Linked DNA regions of Mus musculus: region 1 is linked to region 2. Evidence: chromatin loops called from intact Hi-C (ENCODE). Cell type or tissue: left cerebral cortex. All regions are shown on one strand. Links, peaks and the distances in the headings refer to the core of each region. The heading gives the core; the rest is flanking DNA. Region 1 has its middle 20 kb from the start of Gm53059. Region 2 holds the start of Ftx (Ftx transcript, Xist regulator (non-protein coding)).

Evidence for each region. A loop is a pair of places that touch in the nucleus more often than their neighbours do. Peaks named below come from ENCODE experiments on the same cell type or tissue, not always from the same donor. Only the 100,000 strongest peaks of a DNase experiment are listed, where the experiment ranks them.
Region 1: a loop joins it to region 2, with 5 times the contacts of the local background. A loop is called at or near these places in 9 of 42 quality-filtered maps.

The regions. Positions count from the first base shown.
Region 1 is chrX:103,670,860-103,679,198 of GRCm38, reverse strand. No RefSeq gene overlaps it. Among named protein-coding and RNA genes, the nearest start is that of Gm53059, 20 kb to the left of the region's middle. In left cerebral cortex, for the core only: a CTCF peak has its summit at 4,280 (motif pointing right); a DNase peak (open chromatin) is centred at 4,294.
Region 2 is chrX:103,621,366-103,629,704 of GRCm38, reverse strand. It overlaps Ftx (Ftx transcript, Xist regulator (non-protein coding)), which reads left to right and starts at 5,951. Exons shown (of 11, transcript NR_028381.1): 1 at 5,951-6,158. In left cerebral cortex, for the core only: CTCF peaks have their summits at 681, 4,987 and 7,076 (motif pointing right); DNase peaks (open chromatin) are centred at 4,992, 6,070, 6,560, 7,187 and 1 more place; H3K4me3 peaks cover 2,298 bases; H3K27ac peaks cover 1,973 bases.

The DNA of each region.
Region 1 (8,339 bases), core at 21-8,020, 50 kb before region 2:
GCCTGTCTCAACACCCACTCCAATAAAGAGAGAAAGCTGAAGTCACTTACTGTTACTGCATTGGGGATACTTTGGATTTGTCTTATGTTGTTTATGAGATTGGGTGAATCTGTGCTTGGTGGATATATATTTTAAATTGTCATGGTCTACTCAAGAACGGTTCTCCTAATCAATAAAAAATGACCTTCATCTGATAACTAGTTTTACTTTGAAATCTATTTTGTCAAATATTAGAAGAGCGGCACGTGCTTGTTTCCTGCTTCCATTTCTTGGCCTTTTAAGGTTGCATCTGTCTTTAATGGTGAAATGAATTTCTTTTTTTTTAAAGATTTATTTATTTATTATATGTAAGTACACTGTAGCTGTCTTCAGACACACCAGAAGAGGGAATCAGATCTTGTTACAGATAGTTGTGAGCCACCATGTGGTTGCTGGGATTTGAACTAAGGACCTTTGGAAGAGCAGTCGGGTACTCTTACCTGCTGAGCCATCTTACCAGCCCCTAAAATGCATTTCTTAGAGGCAAGAGATGGATCTTGTTTCATTTCATTTTATATATAAGGGTGTTTTGCTTACATGTATGTCTGCCGCACCATATGTGTGCCTGATACCCAAGGAGGTCAGAAGAAGGCATCAGATGCTCTGCAACTGGAGTTAGAGATCATTGTCAGCGACCATATGGATGCTAGATCGAGCCCCAGAATCTATTTGTTTGTTTGTTTGTTTTTATCTATTTATTTTTCTTCTTTTTTATGTTTTGTTTTGTTTTGTTTTGTTGAAACGGGGTTTCTCTGTGTAGCCCTGGATGCCCTAGAACTCACTCTGTAGGTCCGGCTGGCCTCGAATTCACAGAGACTTGTCTGCCTCTGACTCCACCTCCACCTCTGCCTCCCTAGTGCTGGGATCAGAGGTATGCCCCACTGCCCAGCTACCCTTATTTTTTCAACTGAAGTAGTTACAATGTTCAAAAGAATTGAGGTTGCAGTAGCAGAATTGAAATGCCATTTTTCTCTGCAAGACTGTTTTTAGGGCACCAGGCTCAGTGTCTAATACTCCCTTAATATAAAATAGTGCCCCCCCCCATGAATAATCACTATAAAAGAATAGGCCTGCCGGGCAATGGTGGCACATGCCTTTAATCCCAGCACTTGGGAGGCAGAGGTGGACAAATTTCTGAGTTCGAGGCCACTCTGGTCTACAGAGTGAGTTCCAGGACAGCCAGGTTTATACAGAGAAACTGTGTCTCAGAAAACCAAAAACCAAAAACAAACAAAAAAAGAATAGGCCTAATACAAATTTACAATAATTGGAAAAGCAAACAGGGCTGGAGAGATGGCTCAGTGGTTAAGAGCATTGGCTGCTTGCTGTTCCAGAGGTCCTGAGTTCAATTCCCAGCAACCACATGGTGGCTCACAACCATCTGTAATGAGATCTGATGCCCTTTCTGGTGTGTCTAGACAGCTACAGTGTACTCATATACAATAAATAATAAATAAATAAATAAATAAATAGATAGATAGATAGATAGATAAATAAATAAATTTTTAAAAAGGACAAAAACAGCCAGGCAAGGTGGCACAGGCCTTTAATCCCAACACTCAGGAGGTAGAGGCAGGCAGTTTGAGGTCAGCCTGGTCTACAAAGTGAGTTCCAGGACAGCCAGGGCTATACAGAGAAACCCTGTCTTGGAAAAACAAAACAAAACAATAAAACAAAGAAGAGAAAAAGAAAAGAAAAGAAAAGAAAAGAAAAGAAAAGAAAAGAAAAGAAAAGAAAGAAGGAAGGAAGGAGAGAAAGAAAGAAAGAAAGAAAGAAAGAAAGAAAGAAAGAAAGAAAGAAAGAAAGAAAGAAAGAAAGAAAGAAAGAAAGAAAGAAAGAAAGAAAGAAAGAAAGAAAGAAAGTTAGTTTCCAGGTATGGTGGGACACCCCTTCAATCGCAGCACTCAAGTCAGAGGGAGGTGGATGAAGGTGTAGAGTCTGCTTCATTGCTGATTGTAGTCTGAACTCTGACAACATTCCTGAGGATGTTGGAGCCCTCTTACACCCCTGTATGCTCCTTTGTGAGGTTTCTTCACAGATGCTCGTCCCATCAATGGGTTGTGTCACAGATGCAGGTCACATCTGCTGGCAGTCCTTCAGGAGTCTTGTTGTGAATGTTGGCGCCACCTCTGGAAAACAGGCACTCCATTTATAATCTGTATCTGTGTTCTCATGAAAACTCTGACTCTGATCAAGTCTTCGCCTTACTAAATACTGTTTGAGCTGGGCAGTGGTGGCACACGTCTTTAATTTCAGCACTTGGGAGGCAGAGGCAGGTGGATTTCTGAGTTCGAGGCCAGCCTGGTCTACAGAGTGAGTTTCAGGGCAGCCAGAGCTACACAGAGAAACCCTGTCTCGAAAAACCAAATTATAAATAAATAAATAAATAAATAAATAAATAAATAAATAAATACTGTTTGGACTCGGAATTTCTTCCTCCAAAGTGGAGTGGAATTCTGCTGGCCCTGTGTCTGCTTGTCGTCCCATGACATTTGCTCTGGCCACTGACTTTGAAAGGGTCTCTGTAAAATGGCATCCTGTGGCAGTTCCAGTCAAGTGCCAAGAGAAGACAATTCTTCTGAGTCTCAGCTGTAGCTCTGTACAACTTTTGTCTCCTTTCCCCCTTTTTATTTATCTTTAAAATGTCTGTTACTGAGAATCCAGGGCTGATTTTTTCCAAAGTTCTCTCCCTCTCTCGGTGGGTAAACCTCCCTAGATCACACCAACCCCTCCCTGACAGCTCTCCTTTCTTTATATGGGTTTGCTTTTGTAGGCCCCAGGTGCTCCTTGAAGTTTTTCATATATTTTCTCCTTCATTCTGCACTTCTGCGAGCTGACCCCTGATATGGTGTGCAGAGGCTCTTCTGTGGTCACGACTGTGCTACTGAATGACTTCTGTACCTGGATGGCCATGTCCTTCCGAAGTTTGGGAAATTCCCTGCTATTATTTCAGCAAAAAGATGGTTTTCTCCATAGTTTTAGTTTTGTCAACATGTCCCATGGATCAGATATGTTCTGTTCATAATTTTTTTCTTGAAGTGTCTGAATGATGTCATCAAGCGCTGATAGTCTTTCTTTTGAGCTTCTAGTCTATTAGATATAGGGCTTTCGAATGACTTTCTTATTTGATTTAATGAGCTTTACATTTTGAAGATTTGCTTCCTTTTTTCAGAACCTTTATCCATTTATCGAATTCTTCTTTTATATCCTATATTGTTTCCCTTAATTCATTCAGCTGATTATTTTCTTGTTTTCCTTTTTATTTACTTATTAGTATGTGTATGTATTTGTGACAGAGAGACAGACAGGCAGGCAGGAGACAGATAGGAGAGAGGAAGAGGGAGGGAGAGAGGGAGAGAAGGAGGGAGGGAGGGAGGGAGGGAGGGAGGGAGGGAGGGAGGGAGGGAGGGAGGGAGGGAGGGAGAGAATATGCATGTAGTGGTCAGAGGCCATCTTTGAGGAGTCAGGTCTCTCCTTCCAGGGGTCTGAGGACTGAATTGAGGTTGTCAGACTTGAGCAATAAGGGCCACTGCTGCTTCATTTCATTTTGTTGTGATCTTATCTGCTTTCAGCATTAGAGTAACTCTGGTCTTTTTTGTTTGTTTGTGCTTGTTTTTGTTTTTTCAAGGCAGGGTTTCTCTGTGTAGCCCTAGCTGTCCTGGAACTTACTCTGTAGACCAGGCTGGCCTCGAACTCAGAAATCCGCCTGCCTCTGCCTCCCAAGTGCTGAGATTAAAGGCATGTGCCACCACTGCCCTGCTGTAATTCTGGTCTTATAAGTATAGAATAATTCTCTCTTTCAGAACATTGCAATAATTTCAGAAGTGTTCATCCTTCAAATATTTGTTAGAATATTATCTTTCCTAGGCTTCTCTTTGATGGGAGATTTTTTAATACAAATCAAATTCACTTGTTTGTTATTGTTCTGTTTATGTCTCCCCCACCCCCATCATTTCCAAAATTTGGGGAAATGTCTGACATTATCTTATTCCTAGAACAGAACTAAACATTCTCTACCAGTTTATGGTCAGTTTATAGTCCCTTCTTTTGTCCATTATGTGGGTAATGATTTTCTGAATGTGCTTAATACTTGTGAGCATATGTTCATTCATGTCTGTTTGAAAGATTGGGTTCCACTTAAAAAATTATTTGCAGTCTAGCTTTGTTTCTTACTTTCCTTCCATAGAGTCCAAGCAAGCCTCATGATGTTTTTCAAGCCTCCGGTCATTGCTACTCTTTCTTCACTAGATGGCAACCTAAACTCAAGTTTCCTGTGGGTCAGCATCCAAGGCAAACTCGGAAGTTTGGTCAAAGGGTGTGCCTCACTCTGCTGAGTCAGAATTCAACCCCTAGGCCATCTCTTTCACCTAATTACCTGCCCTTACTCAGAGAGGACAATAACTCTCTTTATACTGTACTACCTGGTGTTGGGGAAGAAATGAAGTCCCAAAAAGACTTTGATGGATCATATGAAAAGCTATAGCCAGTGCTCTTAGCTCAGGGGCTAAGAGCACTCATTCAATTCTTGATGCTCACAAAATAGCTCATACCCATCTGTAATTCCAGTTAAAGTGGATTCAATGTCCTGTTATAGTTTCTGTGGGTCTCAGGCACACATGTGTACAATCACATATCCAGACACCCCAGAAAAACCATACACAAAATATTAGTGAGACCTGCCAACCACCAAGATAGATAGATAGATAGATAGATAGATAGATAGATAGATAGATAGATAGATAAAATAAAAAATTATAGCCAGGTGTGATGGCACACACCTTTAGTAAACAGCCCTTGGGAAGCAGAGGCAGATGGAACTCTGTGAGTTTGAGGCCAAACTGCCAGCCTGGTCTACATAAGGGAGTTCAGGATAGCCAGGGTTTTGTAACACAGAGAAACTCTGTCTCAACAAAACAAAACAAAACAAAACAAAACAAAACAAAACAAAACAAAACAAAACAAAACAAAGCAAAGCAAAGCAAAGCAAAGCAAAGCAAAGCAAAAGCCAGGACCAGCATGGGGACAAGACCAAGTTGTTTGTGGCCTGGTGATCCTCCAGTTGACCAGTGATGATATAAAGCAAGCTCATCACACCCTGGCTAAGAATCATTTCCTGACAGCAGGGTACGATCCAGAGGTTCTATCACAGGCACCAACATAGAATCTTGGAGGCCAGTCTCTGTCTTGGGGTTTCACTATGACTGGTTTGACCTGTCATGCATTTGAAACCTGTATTTGATCCTCCCCTGACTCTTGGTAACCAGTAGAGAGAGCTGTCTGTATGCTATGGGGGAATTAGGTGACGGATACTTTCTTGGCTGACAGACTGACAATGAAGTGGATATCACCTAAAACTTATATCCATAAAGACCAGTACAGCCCCGAGACAGACACCTGGGCCATGCTACAGCCAGTAGTGGACTGAGTCTAGAAATTTATCCTGTTGGGGTTTCGGGGTCTGCTAGGAATATGGAAGTAGAGACCAAATCAGTGGCCACAAGTCTGGAGTCAGAGACCATAAGATTCTGCCCTGTACTAGACATAGCCACAGTGAGCCCATAGATTTTCCTTCCACAACTACTTGGTTCTCAATCCTGAACTGCTTGTAGTTGGTGAAGGGAAGTCGTAGTCTGTGCAACTGTGTCATTCCCACTTTCTTCAATTTCTCCCAGTTGCCCCAGGTCTTCAGAAGAAAGTATTATTATGCTTTAAAAAGTTATTTAAATTGGTGTTTTTGTGAGGAGCCTGACACTGGAAGATTTTATTTCAACATGTTGTTCTACCTTTCAACAACAATAACAAAAAAAACTTTTCAACAATAATTATATTCAAGGTGTCTGTTTGTCTGTCTATCTGTCTGTCTGGGAGAGTCTATGTGTGCCTGATCCTGTGCCTGCCCTGCATGAATTTGCCACACATCTCTCAGCGAAGTTAGAACTCACTGACTCAGCTAGCTTGGCTGGCCAGCAAGGGTCAGGATTCCTCCTGTCTCCATCACCCTCTGCACTGGGACTGCAAGAGCATACCACCTCACCCAGATTTCTTTTGTTTTGTTTTATTTTTTTGAGATAAAGTTTCTCTGTGTAGCCCTAGCTGTCACCTGACATTTTTAATGAATGATGGGGATTGAACTCAGGTCCCTGTGCTTGTGTGGCAAGCACTTTTCAAACCAAGCCATCTCCTCAGCTCAATTATGCTCTTTTAATGTCTACTTAAGCCTATGAAAAGAGCTCACTGATAGAACACATGCTAAGTCTATAAAAGGCCCTGGATTTAATTCTCAGCACCAAAAACTAGAAATATGCATCTACTGAAAAGTTTCTCAATAGTGGTGAAGACAGACAAATGCCCAAGACACTGTTGCTCTTTACCTGCCACACAATATTTTATTTTATTTGTTATTGTTGTTATTTTGTTTGTTTGTTTGTTTGTTTGTTTTTTCTCGGGACAGACGCTTGGCGCCAGAAGCGAGAGCCCCTCAGGGCTACACGCACAACACACACACACACACACACACACACACACACACACACACACACACCTCCACCTCACCGGGTCAGTGAAAAAAAACGATGAGAGTAGTGGTATTTCACCAGCGGCCTTGTTTTGTTTTTGAGACAAGATGTCTCTATGTAGCGTTGGCTGTCCTAGAACACATTAAGTAGACCAGGCTGGCCTGAACTCACAGAGATCTGCCTGCCTCTGCCTCCCGAGTGCTGAGATTTAAGGCATATGCAACTACACCTCACTGTGGTACTGCTGATGCTGTTATTATTACTATTATTATTATTATTATTATTATTATTATTGAAATATAACTACATCATTTCCCCTTCCCTTTCATCCTCCAACTCGTTCTATATCCTCTCTTGCTTCCTCCAAATTCATAGCATCTTTTTCTTTGATTATTATTGTTATATACATACACAGACACAGATAAACACAAACACACACACACATAAATGCACAACTATAAAAAGAGAATATTTTATTTTATTTATTTATTTTGGTTTTTTTCGAGACAGGGTTTCTCTGTGTAATCCTGGCTGTCCTGGAACTCACTCTGTAGACCAGGCTGGCCTCAAACTCAGAAATCTGCCTGCCTCTGCCTCCCAAGTGCTGGGATTAAAGGCGTGCGCCGCCACGCCCGGCAAGAGAATATTTTAAATACAAGTAGATTTCTATAATAAAATAAGATTTTATCCTAATAATAAAAGGTGACATGTAAGAACAAAATTAAAAAACAACAAAAAACCCTAAAATCCATGTCACAAAAGTCCAAGTAAGTTATGTAAAGTTTGTGGAGAATGAGATTTAAGGATGACATATGTTTAATTGAATAAGGTTATTATAATTCTTGAGGTTATATTGATATACTCACAGTAAAATCTACAATAACTTGTTATAAAAATCAACCATGGTCTTAGTTAGGGTTTTACTGCTGCGAACAGACACCATGACCAAAGCTACTCTTATAAGGACAATGTTTAATTGGAACTGGCTTACAGGTTCAGAGGTTGAGTCCATTATAATCAAGGCGGGAACATGGCAGCATTCAGACAGGCATGGTGCAGGAGGAGCTAAGAGATCTAAGTCTTCATCTGCAGGCATCTAAGAGAAGACTGGCTTCCAGGCAGCTAGGAATAGAGTATTAAAGGTCACACCCACAGTGACACACCTACTCTAACAAGGCCACACCTACTCCAATAAGGCCACCACTCCTAATAGTGCCACTCCCTGGCCCAAGCATATTCAAACCATCACAACCACATATGTCTAGTTAAGATAATTATTTATGGGACTAGAAAGATGGCTCAGCAATAAAGAGCACTTGTGGGCTGGCGAGATGGCTTCATGGGTAAGAGCACTGACTGCTCTTCCGAAGGTCCCGAGTTCAAATCTCGCCAACCACATGGTAGCTCACAACCACCCGTAATGAGATCTGATGCCCTCTTCTGGTGTGTCTGAAGACAACTACAGTGTACTTATATATAATAAATAAATAAATATTTTTTTAAAAAGAAAAATTCACTTCTTATTTAAAGAAAAAAAAAAAAAAGAAAGAAAAAGGAGCACTTATTCTTTCCAGAAAACCCAGATTCAATTCTCAGCACCCACATGGTGGCTTACAATCATCTTGGACTTCAATTTCAGTGGATAGGACAGTTTCTTTTGGCCTACACAGGCACTAGGCACACAAATAGTGCCCATGAATGCATGCAGAAAAAATATCCATAGCTATAAAATAAAAATAGTTTTATTTTAAAAAGACAATTACTTATGGTTTTGCTAACTTTGTT
Region 2 (8,339 bases), core at 61-8,060:
AAGCACTATTTAGGTTAGGAAAGAACAAAATGGGGGAAGGGAGGAGGGGACAGGGGATTTTTGGAGGGGAAACTAGGAAATGATGGGATAACATTTGAAATGTAAATAAAGAAAATACCTAATTTTAAAAAGAAAAGAATTTTAAATAAATAAATTTAATTTTTTTAAAAAAAGAGCAAAATTGTAGCATTCAATATAAAACCAATGTTATTGCTTGGAAAATATATGCAATTAAAAGGAGTTGGGATATAGCTCACCTATTTGTTTAGGCCATGGGTTTGATCCCAACCAAAACAAAATATAAATGCAATCAGATATTGGATTTCTTGTCTCATAGGTGTATTCCCTACTGTTTATACCTTATATATGTACATGTACATTTAAACAAATACAAAAGTATTAGGGCTAAGAAAATAGCAGTCTTTTAATTTTTCTCTTTTCTGGTTTGATTTAAAAAAAAAAAGATTTACACCAAAAGAATGTATCAGACCCCATTACAGATGGTTGGAAGCCACCATGTAGTTACTGGGAATTGAACTCAGGACCTCTGGAAGAGCAGTCAGTACTCTTAACCTCTAAGCCATCTCACCAGCATGCTTGGTTGGTTTTTCAGTCAGGGTTTCATGAAGGCGAAGGTGGCCTTTACCTTTATTCTCTCACTGCTGCCTCCCAGTGCTGGGCTATAGGCATGCAATACCACACTCAACTTTAGGTGAATGTGTATGTATGTGTCTGTGACACTGGAGGCCTAACTAGGTCTTACACATGTTAGGAAAGCACTCCACTAGTGGGCTATATCCCCAGCCTGATAGTCTGTCTCCTTTCTTTATTTTAATGGTGTTATACTAGAGTATGCAGCTAGGGCTAGGTTTAAATGATTTTACTGCCCCAGCCTCTCCAAAGGCTAGAATTCATGGCAATCTAACCTCTTGACCTTCTTTATTGTATGTATGTATACATGTGTGTATGCATGCAAGCATGTGTAATAAATAATATCTGATGGTTCATTTTCAAAATAACTCCTCAAGACAGTCAGCTTTGGTAGAACTAGAGAGGAAGAGGAAACACTGGGCCCCTACATTGGAGCCTGCTTAAGTTAACTACCCTCCCCCAATTTCTGCTAGTCTAAGCACCAGCTTCCCAACTAAAACTTTAGAGTGCAAGTGCTTGCTGACAAGAGCCTGATATGGTTGTCTCTTGAGAGGCTCTGCCAGAGTCTGACAAGTACAGAGGAGGGTGCTTGCAGCCAATCACTGGACTAAGCATAGGGTCCCCAGTGGAGGAGTTAGAGAAAGGACTGAAGAAGCTGAAGGGGTTGGAACCCCATAGGAAGAACAGCAATATGAACCAACCAGACTCCCCACGGCTCCCAGGGACTAAATCACCAACCAAGGAGTCCACGTGGAGGGACCCATGTCTCTAGCTCCATATGTAGCAGAGGATGGCCTTGTTGGGCATCAATGGGAGAAGAGGCCCTTGGTCCTGTGAAGGCTGGATGCCCCAGTGTAGCGGAATGCTAGGGCAGGGAGGTGGGAGTGGGTGAATGGGTGGAGGAGCACCCTCATAGAAAGAAACAGGAGGAGGAGGGATGGGATAGAGTGTTTCGGGGGGGAATCATATTTCCTGGGAGAAAATCATATTTCCTGGGGAAATATCTAATAAAAAAGAAAAAAAGAAAAAAGAAAAGCATAAAAGTTTTGTTTCCAACTTTTTAAGGTTTTCAGTATATACTTTTTAAAATTTATTTCTTTATTATAGGTAAGTACACTCTAGCTGTCTTCAGACACCCCAGAAGAGGACATCAGATCTCATTATGGATGGTTGTGAGCCACCATGTGGTTGCTGGGATTTGAACTCAGGACCTTCGGAAGTACAGTCAGTGCTCTTACCCACTAAACCATCTCTCCAGCCCCAGTATATACTTTTAAGAAATTATCCTTCCTTCCTTCCTTCCTTCCTTCCTTCCTTCCTTCCTTCCTTCCTTCCTTCCTTCCTTCCTTCCTTCTTTCCTCTCTCTCTCTCCCTCTCTCTCGCTCTCTCTCGCTCTTTCTTTCTTTCTTTCTTTCTTTCTTTCTTTCTTTCTTTCTTTCTTTCTTTCTTTCTTTCTTTCTGGTGAAGGGGATCAAATGCAAGACCTTGTGTATGATAAACAAATGTTTTATCACTGAGCTACATCCCTAACCCCAGCAAATTTATTTAAATTATAATTTGTGTGTATATATGTGCATACAGGTGTGTGTGTGTGTGTGTGTGTGTGTGTGTGTGGTTACGTGTATTCATGTGTGGATGTGTGTGCGTGTGTGTGTGTCTGTGTCTGTGTCTATGTATGTGTCTGTGTATGCTGTGTGCAGAGGCCAGACTTTGACTTTAGATGTCAAAACAACATCTTTTCACTTCATTCTTTTTATTTTTTTCAAACAGTGCCACTCAATGAACCTAAAGCTCGTTGAATCTACTTGTCTTAGGCTCAGTCCTCTGCCAGCCGGGGATCCCAGGCATTCTCCTCGGGGCCTCCTTGGCTTGGCTTTCTTTCTTTCTAGCAAATAGGTTTCTTTGGGACTTTTTTGGTAAATTAATGGTTCCAAGTGCTATAATCAATTCCTTTGAATAGGAGACAATAACCAAGTCAAAAGAACAAACGCTTGTTAATTATCAGAAAAGTTTACGGCCATCTGGTGTGCTGATAGAGCACAGAGAATAATTTTTATAACTAACTCAACAAACTCCTTCCACTCTTCTCAGGCTAAGTCATTAGGCAGGTCCAATCTTACATGTCATGTAGGTCTTACATGTCATGCAGCTCTCTACTGCTGACATTTGTCTTCTCTCAACAACAACAACAAAAAACATGAATAGGTTCATCTCTGTTTTATATCCTGACTATTTTCAAGTTTATCAGGCAAGCCTAGCTGTTAGTAATTTGTACTCTAAAGTTGTCGTTTTTTAATGCTTAGTCTTTTTGTTTATTTGGGTTTTTTTTTGTAGTATTTTTTTTTTTTTTTTGTATTTTTTGTTTTTTTGCTTTTCCAGACAGGGTTTCTCTGTGTTAGCTCTGGCTGTCCTGGAACTCACTTTGTAGACCAGGCTGGCCTTGAACTCAGAAATCCGCCTGTCTCTGCCTCCCAAGTGCTGGGATTAAAGGGGTGCGCCACCACCGCCCAGTGAGACAGAGTCTTATTGTGTAGCCCTGGCTATCCTGGAACTCACTCTGTAGACCAGGCTGGCCTAAACTCACAGAGATCATGTGCCTCTGCCTCCTGAGTGCTGGGATTGAAGGCACTGCACATTGCTTCCTTTTTTTTTTTTTTTTTTTTTGAAATAGGATTTCATTCTATAGCTCAGGCTGGCATGAAATTTACTATGCAGCCTAAGTTGACTTCAAATCATTGATCCTGCCAGGCAGTGATGGCGCATGCCTTTAATCCCAGCACTTGGTAGGTAGAGGCAGGCAGATTTCTGAGTTCGAGGCCAGCCTGGTCTACTGAGTGAGTCTGAGTCCCAGGACAGCCAGGGCTATACAGTGAAACCCTGTCTCAGAAAAAAAATATCATTGATCCTTCGGCCTCATTTCCCAAGTGCTGGGATTACAGGATCACAAACACAAAACCACTGAACTTAGGTGCTATATCCCCTGCCCCAAAGCTGTTTTTTGTGTCTGTCTGTCTTTCTTTCTTTCTTTCTTTCTTTCTTTCTTTCTTTCTTTCTTTCTTTCTTTCTTTCTTTCTTCCTTCCTTCCTTCCTTCCTTCCTTCCTTCCTTCCTTTCTTCCTTTCTTTCTTTCTTTCTTTCTTTCTTTCTTTCTTTCTTTCTTTCTTTCTTTCTTTCTTTCTTTCTTTCTTTCTTCCTGTCTATGTCTGTCTTTTTCTTTCTTTCTTAGATTTATTTATCTATTATATATAAGTACACTGTAACTGTCTTCAGACACACTAGTAGAGGGTGTCAGATCTCATTACAGATGGGGTTGTGAGCCACCATGTGGTTGCTGGAAATTGAACTCAGGACCTCTGGAAGAGCAATCAGTACTCTTAAGTGCTGAGCCATCTCTCCAGTCTCTCTCTCTCTCTCTGTCTCTCTCTGTCTCTGTTTCTCTGTCTTTCTATGGTCAGGGTGTTATATATCCCAGGTTTGCCTTGAACTTTCTATGTAGCTGAAGATGACCTTGTATTTGATCATTCTCTCTATTTCTTGAATGCTGACATTACAGGTGTGTTTAAGTAGTACTGGGCATCTGAAGCCAGAGCTATGTCCAGGAAAATACTCTCCCAACTGAGCCACATCCTCAAACCCTAAACTACAATTGTTCCTATCTCTTATAATTAAAAATATCAGAGAAATTAAATTCTAGGAAAGAGATATCTTGGAAATTTAGAGATGATTTCTAACATTTCTATTTATGTTTACAGTTTGTCAGATGAACAAATATGTTGTTTCCCCTGGTGGCAATCAAGAAAAACTCTCTTACATGGAATCTTCAGATGGAACTAAGCTTGTTTTACAAGAAAAATTGTTTGAACTTTATTTTGTTTTTTGTTTTTAAAGATCTATTTACTTTTACTTATATAAGTACACTGAACTGTCTTCAGACACACACCAGAAGAATGCATCAGAGTCCTTTACAGATGGTTGTGAGTCACCAAGTGGTTGCTGGGAATTGAACTCAGGACCTCTGGAAGAGCAGTCAGTGCTTTTGACGTCTGAGCCATCTCTCCAGACCTAGTTTGGAGCTTGTAAGTACAGCCTGTTAATTCTGCATGAGTACAACTTTGTTCGAGATGTGAGCTAACACTTTTGTAGTGAACTCCAGGTAAACTTAGCTTAAAGGCTTCTTTCATTGCTCAAATTGGGCTGAAAAGAGCTTTTCCATCACACTCCCTTCCCCCTCAAAGAAAAAGCTCTTTCAGAAACCAGGGAGGGAATTGTCAAAGTGGGGATGTCTTACTAAAGCTGAAACATCAGAGGGGTTTTTTATGCATGTTACCTATATGTCCATTAGGTGTCGCAATATATCCAATGGCCCTGCCTTCTACTTCTATTCTGCTCATGATATTGTTTCAGATGCAGGCATGGGACTGCTTTTCCTTTTCTCCTCCTCCTCCTCCTCCTCGACCTCCTTCCCTTCTTCCTCCTCCTTTTTTCTTCTTTGTCTTCCTCCTCCCCTCCCCCACTCTTTTTTACTTGTATGGTTCTGGTGCTTTGATGCTCTACATGAAAATTCACAATTCAATGCAATGATAGATAGACAGGCAGGAGCCAGTCGGATGATCTCTCAAGATCCAGGGCTGAATAAGAAGGGGGAGTGGATCTTAAGGAGACCCTTAAAACTCAAGATTCTCCACAGGAAACAACATGCTGAGAGTGAAAATAGCCTGCCCCAAGAGTTCTGGTTCCAGGTATTAGAAAAAGACTTTTTCTTCAGGCTTTGTAACTTGGGCCCACAATTAAATCTACATACGTATATTTCCATTCCCCCAACCCCCCGGATCGGTGGAGGCTATTTTTTTTTCCTTCAGGATCTTTTGTGGTCCAAGCTGACCTAGAATTTGTCATGGAGGTGAGGTTGTCTATAAATCGCTGGAATTACAGGCACTTATCACCATGCCAGTGGTTGGTTGGTTGGTTTGTTAGTTTGTTTGTTTTCGAAACACTTGGAATATTGGGTACATCAGGAAATATGAGGGGGCCTAGCAGAGCTCCAGAGAAGCAGAGAAGGTCAAGAATTGTAGGGTGAGCCAGAAAGGGAATAATAACAGTAGTGAGATGTGATGGTAAATTAAAAAGGATGGGGACTTATTGATTAGAAAAGGGGCTGAGGAAAGGATGGGTGGTGGACGCCGGTATGAGCAGAGGTAGGAAAAGAAGTGTGGGCTAGGGACCTGAGTACTGGACTCAGTGGGCTGCTGTAAGTTGTAGAGGGGCGCTCTGAGGAGAGGGAGGAGCGCGGCGCATGCGTTGCAGCACAGCGCAGCGCTCCTGGAGAGGCTGTGGGTTCGTGGCATCCGCGCCGCGGCCGCAAGTATAGCAGGTTTCGTACCTGGTGTTCATCGCCGTTAAGTCATCGCTGCTGCCACCCAGGCACGGCTCTCTATGCCGCCGCTCCCTCCACCCTCTAGGCACTGCCTGCCGTAAGAATTTTAACTGCGACACTCGCTTCAGCAGGAGGTAAAGGAACGACGAAGGACGAAAATGTAACATGGAGGGCGGAGGAGGGAACTTGTGTCAGGGAGATCCTTAATTTGTGCATTTTCTCCTTTGAGGGGAGGGAGAACTGGAGGCCAGTACGAATCCCCAGCCCTCCAAAAGGATGTTGCGCATTACTTAATATTATGAAAGATTTTTAGACTTCTCTAAGCAGGTTTAAGGCACCTGAGCATCACTGTTTTGTTTGACATCTATTTAAAACAAAACAAAAAAAACTTTCGAGTTCTTCATTTGTTAAGGGTGAATCAAATGGATGAGTCTTTAGGATTAGGCTTCATCCGCTTTTTGTTTTCCTTGGGGGTGAGTGAATGTAGTTTGAGACTGACAGCAGCAGGCCTCGAACTCGCGGCCGTTCTCCTGCTTAAACTGGGATTACAGGCGTAAATCACCACGCCGGACTCTGATTCAGTGGTTTTAGGTTGGAGGGTTTTTAACTGTATTAAGGAATCCGTCTACCAAGTAGCCTCTCCCTTAGGCTGCTGACGGATTCCATCTGGGTTTGGGATATGCTTTATCGCCTACGACGTTTTTTTAATTCCATGTGTAACTTAGTTTATCACAGTTAATCCTGTTAAGGATTGTTGTTAATGATATGGTTTAGACACTGGGGCATAACTTTGGCGAGAAACACGTGCAGATGCACCCGGCATGAATATATATACATATATATGCGCATATATGTATATATATTCTTCACAGAGTTATCTCACCAGAGTAGCAGAACGCAGTGGCCACAGAGATTATATATATAATATATATAATATATATATATACACATATACGTATATATATTATATATATAATCATACACGAGAAGGGAGAATAGTAAAGATAGGCGCGCTTTGCGTGGATGCCAAAAGAGGAACCATATCACCAGGTGGTGGCGCTCAAGTACCCTTGAGAAAGCGTGACATGATGGGTAGGACTCTGCTGGCACGGGAGATCGTGGCCCCTTAGGCGAGGGTGGGGCAGAGAGGAGAGAAGGTGAAATCACGCATGCTCACTGCAAGCAGAAGGCCTCTGCGCGGGAATGAAAGTGCGCATGCGTAAGAGGGAGCATGTTGGCCGTTTAACACTAGGTATCGAGAACTGCGCGTGCGTGTTGCCAGTGGCTTGGCTGGGAGGGAGGGAGGGAGACGCGGAACGTTCTGGTAATTATGATTGCGAAATAGCGAGGGGTTCGGTAAGTTGTCCTTCGCTCAAATCGCCATTTTAGTCTGGGAGTACACTTAGAGAGGCAGTTCTACCATTCTAGTTGTTGAAGAGATTAGTCTGAGTGGAGGGTGTGACCAAACCCACTGGAAAAGAAAAAATCATTCCAGAATCTTAGTCTCTCCCTGGTCAGTCTGATAATGGGATTTTAAAATACAGAGGCAATAGTGAGGCTGCGAAAGATTGCTTCCGCAGCATGTTGCGCTTCTAGTCCAACCACATTCAGACAAAGCCTATGCAAAAGATCCTGGCCGAGCTTGGCTCTCCGCAGACTCATATCACCAGAGTAGCAGAACGTTGTGACCACAGCGAAGTGCGTTAAAAACCCTTGGGTTTTTCTCCCCTACAGAACATAGGGCAGAGGATTTCACTGTGTTTCTAAGTGCTTCTACATTGGTTGAAACCTAAGATCTGAGCAAACCACCTCCTGAAACTCTGATATGCAGAGTCATGTCATTGTCATTACCCTGAAAAGTAAAGGCAGTGGTGATAGGAAAGTGTCCCGGGGCTTACGTCTTCCCCTCCACCCCAAACACACACACCTTTCTCTTCTGTGGAACTTTCTGCATCATTTGGTCTGAGGTAGAAGTGGGAGATTGGAGGTTGGTTGTTTGCTTTTCTTTGGCTGCAGAACTGTTGTGCCTTTGAGGATTGCTAGTGAAAATCTATAGTAGTTAATTGCTTAAAACTAGTAATTTAGCATTTAGATATAGGAAAGGGTACAGAAGTTTAAAATGTCTTTTCTATTCTGCCAATCTTTTGCTGTTACAGTTTCATTCTCTGGGCCCGTTTATCAACTAATTCATATACAGGTCTATAGTACTTACTATCACAAGAGACCAGCATAAAGGTTTTACATAATGCGCTAACATTAACTTATTTCGTAGCCCCCACAATCCTATGGACTAGATAAACTATTACTCATTTTAT